Regions from separate parts of the Mus musculus genome. Here region 1 is linked to region 2. A link is a loop called in an ENCODE intact Hi-C map of the cell type or tissue named here. Cell type or tissue: left cerebral cortex. All regions are shown on one strand. Links, peaks and the distances in the headings refer to the core of each region. The heading gives the core; the rest is flanking DNA.

The links. A loop is a pair of places that touch in the nucleus more often than their neighbours do. Peaks named below come from ENCODE experiments on the same cell type or tissue, not always from the same donor. Only the 100,000 strongest peaks of a DNase experiment are listed, where the experiment ranks them.
Region 1: a loop joins it to region 2, with 8 times the contacts of the local background. A loop is called at or near these places in 19 of 42 quality-filtered maps.

Annotation. Positions count from the first base shown.
Region 1 is chrX:9,510,241-9,514,395 of GRCm38, reverse strand. No RefSeq gene overlaps it. Among named protein-coding and RNA genes, the nearest start is that of Gm25728, 20 kb to the left of the region's middle. In left cerebral cortex, for the core only: no CTCF peak of the experiment used is centred there; no DNase peak of the experiment used is centred there.
Region 2 is chrX:9,331,524-9,335,678 of GRCm38, reverse strand. No RefSeq gene overlaps it. Among named protein-coding and RNA genes, the nearest start is that of Gm25481, 16 kb to the right of the region's middle. In left cerebral cortex, for the core only: a CTCF peak has its summit at 2,429 (motif pointing left); DNase peaks (open chromatin) are centred at 1,515 and 2,461.

The sequences.
Region 1 (4,155 bases), core at 694-3,193, 180 kb before region 2:
CAAACCTACAAAGCTTTGTAGGTCTATGAGGATTTTTAATTTACATACCCTTGACAGAATAGATACTTTCATCAATTACTCCAACACTATTGCCTTAGATTAATTTTATAAAAAGTCCAGGTAGCTGTAATTGATTGCACACTTCTCTATGAGCCAATAAAGTGAGGCAAGTCTTCAAGTGGTAGCACAATTGGGGTGGGATTTCACCATTGACTTGTGGTTTCTACAACACGGGAAATCAGGATTTCATGTCAGTATTGGCCAGTCAGGTCATACCTAGAAAATTTTCTTAATTCTAAGCTTCCCATCAATTTAGCAAGGTTTATAGTAACCCCAAATTTTTTTAGATAAGTAGAGTAAAAGAAGGTAAAAAGAGGTTTGTCCAAGGTCTCAGAGTTGGTTAGTTCAGGGTTCAACCAATTTATGCGTAATGTCATATGATGGCTAATATTGATTCAACCTGAAAGGCTATAGAATTACATAAGCAGAGAAACTTGTGGCCCTGGCTAGATGCAGGATTGTGTTGAGATAGCAAGACCCACTGTAACTGTACCCACCACTCCCAGCTCACTTATAAACAGCCTGTCAGATGAACCCCAACTGGTATCCTCTCAACTGTCTTCATTTGCATTTGCACATGGCTACTGATTTATGATCTCTAGGCACACGTGAGTCATTAACTCAGTCTGCAAGCCGTTTTGTGTTTCTACAGTCAAATCTCCCCTTCTGAGCAGCAACTAGAGTATTGGAAGCTATCATCTATTTTCTGAAATGTCTTCTCACCACTTAACTTTCAACAGATGACCCTGCCCTTTCTTTCACAAAGGAAATGGGGACCACAAAGAGGAAGAGTCTCATTGCCCCTGTCAGCAGCCCTGGAAACCCTCCTGCATCTGCCGCCCCACCTTCTTGGCTTTCCCCAAACAGGTGCCTCCTCCTGTAGATGACTTTTTATTTCCTTCTTTCCATGTGCTCAGAAGCCTTACACTAGCCAAGCTCTTTTGTGTTCAGCCTCCTTCTTTTGTCCTCCATAGCATTTACAAACTTCATTAAAAATAAAAAATTAAATCCTTCGGATGTGCACACTCTTTCTCCATGCCAGACAGGCTCTCTCTTCCCTATCACAGTCTTGGCCACCTTGAAGTGTCTCAGTCCCTGACTTCCATACCTATATAGCGTCATGCTCCCTAGTGAAACCTCTTAGTGAGGTCACTAATAACTTCCTATTGCTAATCTCAGGTATCAGTTGCTAACCCGTTTAATACTTAATTCTTGGCATCAAACAACTGTTGTTTGTCGGTTTGTTTGCTTGTTGGTTTGTTTTGAGTCTCCCATGGCTGCCAAGCCCTGATGCCCCAGGGCTTTTCCACCAGCATTTCCTCCTCTTCTTTGTGAAGTCCTCCTCTCTTTTTCTGGACCCAAAACTCCAAGAATGTTTCTTTTTGGAGATCTCTCCTTTCTTACTATGACATTCTCCTGTGTTACCACAACAGGACACCATAGACAGTGTGGCTTAATAAATGGATTTCTTACAGTTCTCGAAGCTAGAAGTTCCAAACACCAATATACACTATTCACCATTACTATGTTTTGTATTTTTCTTGACTTCTTGGATGGCTTGCCTAGTAATGCACTCGGAGGTAATTTTGCATAGAGTAGGTGGATTGCCTGCCATCAATGACTTCAATTCTTTCCCTTTTCACTATATGCATAACCTTTGCGTTATGGCTTTATAGCTTCTCCCATCAGGGAGCAGAATAATTTTTCCTGGCCTTTGAAATTATGCTCAGCCCTGTGATGTGCTTTGGCTAATGGGGTAGGAGGCACAGTGCTGGTATAGGCTTGAGGCGGTGTGTGAATGTTAGGCAAATCCTCATTTACACCTTCCATGTTATAATAAAGACTTGCCCATTTTTGTCCACCATTCCCAAAGGGAAGGTAAAAAATAATGTGTAGAGGACACTGGGAGTCTTCTTCTGCCTTCGTCTAATTGGTTGGGGTAGAGTCTCCCTGTTGAAGCCAGAGCTCACTGATACAGGATAGTCTAGCTAGTCACCTTGCTCTAAGACTCCCATCTCCCCGTCCAAGCACTGGAATTATAAGTGGGCAGCAACACCCACTTGGCACTTATATCATTTAGGCTGAGTGTCCAAACTCTATTCCTTATACCTGCCCAGAAAGCACTTCATGGTCTAAATCTTCCATGTAATATATTTTTAATGCAACATGGTACCCTTTTACCACACAGAATTGATCACTCTATCATTTCTTTCCCTTCCTAAATTATTCCAAGAACTGTATCTTTCAGTCATAGCTTCTGCATAGTCTAGCCCCTGTTCGTTCATCTGGCCAGCCTCATTGCTTGGCACCATCTGCCTCTCTCTTCTGATTTCACAATGGAGCTGCTTGTTTGCTCTGGTTGAGCCATCCTCACTCTCACTGCACACCTTTAAACATGCTATTTCCCTTACCAGGCCACACAAGTACTTTCTTTTGGCTCTTTTATCAAACTATCAGAAACTGGGTGGTTTTAAATCATACAAAAATTGTTTGCTCAGATTTCTAGAAGATAGACGTCTGGACTCAAGATGTCAGTGGGGCCAGGTATGCTCTGAAGCAAGCACTCATTTTTCCTTCTTTCTAGGTTCTAGAAGTTGCCAATAACCCTGGGTTTGCACTCCAGCTGTGGCCCTCTTGTATAGTTCTTGTCTCAGGCTTTCTCAGCAGCTTCTCATAAGGACATCAAGTGTGTTAGATGAAGACTCCTTCTGACTCCAATATGACCTAACCATAACTAATTAAGTCTATAGTCCCATTATTTAAAAATAAGTTCATAATCTGAGGTGTTGGCATTTAGGACATCAACTTATGTTTGAAGGAGACAATGCAATTCAGAGCAGCATTCATTTCTAGTTGGCTGTTTCTGACTGCTAATCCTAGATATTTGTCAGATGGTGTTCTTATTAACAATTCACCTAGGAAATCTTTCCTTATCTCCTAGTCTTGTTTAAAGGTCATTCTGTTGTCTAAACAAGATGCTTACAAAAAAATAACTTGAAAAACTGATTCTGTAGCTTTCAAATGAATGGGATTTTCCTTTGTTGTAAATGTAACTGTGATCCATCCACCAAGATGTGATATTGTCTAGTGATTTGTCATTGAGTATGTTGCACTAGAAGTTAAGACAATTCATGACTTTCTTAATTTCTCATATCTATTTCTCTTTGCACATCAGTGATATTTGCTTTCCCAAACACAACAAGGATTTCTTTGCTTCTTATCACTTACAAATTTGTGGCCACACCATTACCTCCATGTTTATATATTACTGGTTCAGCCACTCTGCGGGATTTTCTGACAATCCAGGATGAAATAATCTAGTTGGCAGAGCTTAAGTTAGTGTTAAACTATTGACAAATTCATGGACCATAGGGTTTCTGTTCTTCAGGCTTACATTTAAGGGCACATTTCTGTGCATGTGTGAATTATAGTGTCTCCTGAAAGGTGGGATTTAACAAATTGTGATTTGAACCACACCTCAAATGAAATGGTACCCATTGTAGAGCAATTATGTAGCAGACTAACTATTCCTACTTAATTTTAAAAGTACTAATTAGACAACAACCTTAAAGCTGCACCCACACAGTAGGGAAATATACTTGATTATTTCTCAAGCACCATATTGAGCTCTGAATCATTATGGCAATAATGCTTTAAATACGAATGTCTCTCTCTGCTTGGTGGTTTAGTCCCTGGGAGCTCGGTGGGGTCTGGTTGGTTGCTATTGTTCTTCCTATGGGGTTGCAAACCCCTTCAGCCCTTTCTCTAACTCCTCCATTGGGGATCCCACACTCAGTCCAATGGTTGGCTGCGAGCATCCGCCTCTGTATTTGTCAGGCTCTGGCAGAGCCTCTCAGGAGACAGCTATATCAGGTTTCTGTCAGCAAACACTTCTTGGCGTCCACCATAGTGTCTGGGTTTGGTGACTGTATATGGGATAAACCCCCAGGTGGGACAGTCTCTGGATGGCCTTTCCTTCAGTCTCTGCTCCACACTTTGTCTCCGTATTTCCTCCCATGAGTATTTTGTTACCCATTCTGAGAAAGACTGAAGCATCCACACTTTGGTCTTTCTTCTTGAATTTCATGTGGTCTG
Region 2 (4,155 bases), core at 569-3,068:
AAGCTCATTACATATGGGCCCTTAGAGGGTAGCATGGATAAACTGCAGTGTTTAGGTTGCCATTTAACTGTTTTGTTTCCTTTTGTATGCAGAGGGTTTTTGATGCAGTCACGTTTGTCTGGTTTTGCTTTGTTCCTTGTACTTTGGCTCCATATTGACTAAATTGCCAAATATACAGCCATTGGGCAATTACATGACTTTCTATTTACATTTTATGTATAGTTTAATAGAAGCTATGCCACCTTGCTTATAAATCAACCATACAGTGAAGCAGAATGCTTGCCACTTGGTTCCCTTGTCTCTTCCTCCTGTAGCCCAATGGAAGCATCAGGAAGGAGACATCTGGCTGTGGTGATGTTCAGGAAAATAAGGCAAGTGTATGGACAATTTCACACTGTAGACAAAGCTTGTCCACACCCTCCTCTACAGCCTTGCTAGTACTAGCACCTTTCTTCATCTCCATAGCCATTATCATCACAATTTACTTCCCCATGGATCCTTTGCATAGCTGTTTTCTTTTTTTTTGAAACAGAGTGGGGAGAATGACAAAGGACCCAGAAGGAACACTCCCTAGCTCTGCGACAGGAGAGCAGCCAGCATTAAGTTCCCTTCCTGCTTGTCCATGTACACTAAACCATTCAGCCCCATGATGCCCTGTAGACAGTGTGTATTGTGTTGGCCATTTGCCCCTGGGCCCTGTGTAGTCTACTGTCTCTCTGAAAGGCAAAGGAGAACCTGGATGAATAGGTTCCATGGGGCTCAATCCAGCTGGAAATATCACAGGTCTCAGAAGAGAAGTGAAGAGGTCTGGGCTCAGGGCAGGTAGCTCAGGTCCTGCTACCAAGGAAATGTCACCAGCAGTGCCAGTGTAGCAGCAGTGCACACAGGTCCAAGGCCCAGTGATGACCTTGAGGAGTTCTCTTGAGGAGAGAGAACTCTACCCCAAGTGTTACAGCCCAGTTATAAACACTCACTCTCCCACACTTCTCAGTGAAATACCTTGTGCACTTTATTCTATGTGGATAGGAGCTTTATAAGCATTGAGGAGTAGGGTGTGATGCCGGGGTAGAGACTTCCCATTGACTCAGTTTGAGGCACTAGTGATGCTCTATTTGCATGGGGAAGGACTCTAGGTGTTTTCCTTTTGTGAGAGATTGCCAGGATCCTCTCAGTGAGGTGTTGTGAGAGTAGGTACAGAAAAGGATAGGGCAAAGTTCAACTTATGCTGATCTCAAATCTCTGAGATTCCTGGGGTCTGAGTTCACTCAACCTTATCAGTCTTATGTCTGTCTGATAACAAGGTCCCATATCCCCTCCAGCTTAAGTAACTGAGTATTGTTAGGCATCTTTCCTGTATTACTGCAGAGGGACCTAAAGTAAGGACATAAGCCTTTCTGGGATACTGGATCAGTGGGCACGCCGGATATCTCTGCAGAAATGTGAGCTTGTGGTGGCAAGAAGTAATAACATTAGCAGCTTGTGGGAGTTGAGGCATAAGGCAGAGACCACATCATTGTAGTTTAGGCTCTGAAATCAGTCCATGTGATAGTGGAGGTGTTCCAAGGAGTGGGAGACTAAAGGCATGATGTTGAAAGAGGCTCTGGATGTAATCCTGGCTCTTCCTCTTACTGAGTGCATGACACGTTTTAAAACCAAACTGTGCTTACCACATAAGTAACAGTATCTGTCTGCTCGACGGATTAAGTGGGGTGATGCACATGAATGTGTTGATGAGCCCATGCTCAGCACAGTAGCATGGACTCATTACTGGCAGCTGCTGCAGTTAAAGCATCTTTGTTGCTCCCGCAGTGGGGAAAGCAGCTGGATATAAGACAGTGCCTTCTGGAGGGCAGATGCATCACACGGAACATCTGGGAGTGCGCTAGCCAACCCCAAAATGTGTCCCTCCCAGGCAAGCCATTACAATTTGCCTTGCTGCCTATTGGTCACAAGCTTCTTGGATAAATGTGCTAAAAAGGGCTCAGAAGTCAGGGCAAGAGTTTCTATAGCAATAGCATCAGCTCTGACCATCAGAGCCAACACTGGATTCTTAGGGGGTGAATGTTGGCAGGCTTGCTCAGACTTTATTGTTCCTAGTCTTTCAGCACATAACATTTCATTTTTTCATGTTCTACAAACTACCTTATTTTCATCCTGATTTCTTGTTAGTGCCTCAGTAGGTAAGTGGGTAAGGGATTATGCAGATTAATCTCCAACCCCTTTATGGAGGCCCACAGTACCCAAAGCACACATTTTGGGGGACTGTTAGATGGGAACTCAGTGGGGAAATAAATTGCCAGTCACAGAGTAAGAAGACTGATGATTGTTAGGTCTTGGGCAATTTCCAAAGCAGTCTAAGGACCAGGGGCCAGAGTGCTAATGCCAGAAGGGCCTACGCCTGGCTGAGCAATGACTGCCACCTGCTGGCCATGGAGCATACAACTGCTGAGGGCATCATTTGCAAACCCACACTCTCAAAAAACTTTGTAGAACTGGGGTGAAGAGGAAAAAAAAAAGATTTAAGACACAGTGTTTTGCCCCGTGTGTGTTAACCTGTAGTTGGTATATCAAACCATACAGCAGAGGCAATGGGATTAATATGTCATTTTCCAGTGTGCATCCTTTGTGTCTGTGTGTGTGTGTGTGTGTGTGTGTGTGTTTGTGGTGGTGGTCTTGGTGGTGATGGTGGTGGTGGTCTGGCTACTTTGTCCAAGGTGGCCTTCAACTCCTGTTACAGGCTAACTCGGACATCCCAGCTTCTGAAGAAAATTTGGCCCACAAGTGCATACCACTGCAGCCAGAAATCGCACTGTAATTTTTAGGAGCTGACAAGTTGTAAATAATGACAATATGTGTAGGGAGCCATTCCAGACTTCCTGGTCAGCAGGATGGAAGTCTGCTCTAGGTAGTAAACATGCCCATGTTTGGTGGATATTCCGCCCTTAATCCCTGATTGGCTGAGCAAGCCTGCCTGGTGAGGTGATGTGACCTTTGGTGATTGGTGGGGGCGTGGTTGTGGCTGGAGAGAAAAACACTTGTAACTAGAGAGGCTGGGGGATTTGAAGTAAGTAGCTGCCTGAGTAAAAACTGCATTAAGAAGAACCGGTGGTTGCGTCTTTTTTGCTGGTGGAGTGGGACACGACAAATGGTGCCAAAACCCGGGACCTGAATCCCCCACCGAAGAGGTTCAGAACTTTCTGCAGTCTGGGTCTGTGGACAGGATGAGTACGGTAAGTAACTCTGTATCCCGGGATTGGGATTAGGCTCTTGGTAAAGAGACAGTAAAGTTCTCGGTAAAGAGACAATAAGGCTCTCAGTAAGGAGACAATAAGGCTCACTGGCTCTGGAGACAAGAAAGTAAAAGTAAGAGGAAAGTGAAAGTAAGAGGGTAATAGGGACAGTCTATGGGTTATTTTCTTTTTCTAGCCATTGGAGTAATTTTTCTGAGCATTTTTTGTTGCTGTGGCGACTGTGTGGAGCATGAAAGACTAGGTATGGGGTCGTCACAGTCACACCCAATTTTTTCAGCACTCGATGAGCTGCTAAGAGCGAAGCGCGCAAAACAATATTTTTTGAGTCATATTCAAACTTCTGTATCTCCATGAAATACCCAAAATTTTGTTATCAGGAAGAAATCAGGCAAATGGAGGTTATTACAGGATCTGCAAGCTATTAATGCACAAATGCAGGTGATGGGCTCCATTCAGTGGGGTCTGTCTCTCTTATCTGCCCTGCCAGAAAAGTGGCCTCTAATAGTAATTGATATTAAAGATGGTTTCTTTTTCATTCCCTTGGATTTGAAAGATAGTGTTAGATTTGCTTTTACTTTGCCCTCCTGTGATCATAAAGAACTTGATCAAAGATTTGAGTGGGTGGTGTTGCCCCAAGGAAGGTCTAAGAGTCCTATCATGTGCCAGCTTTATGTAGGAAAAACATTGGAACCAATTAAAAATATATATCCCAAACTTCGCTGTGTTCATTACATCCTCCTTGCAGCAAAGGATAAAAAGTATTTACAGGAAGCCTATGGAAAGATGGTAGAGAGTTTGAGACAATGGGGTTTACATATTGCACCAGAGAAAGTGCAACAAGAAAAAATAGTATCCTGTTTAGGAACAAGGATTGCCCCTACAGCTGTTTGGCCTCAAAAGATAC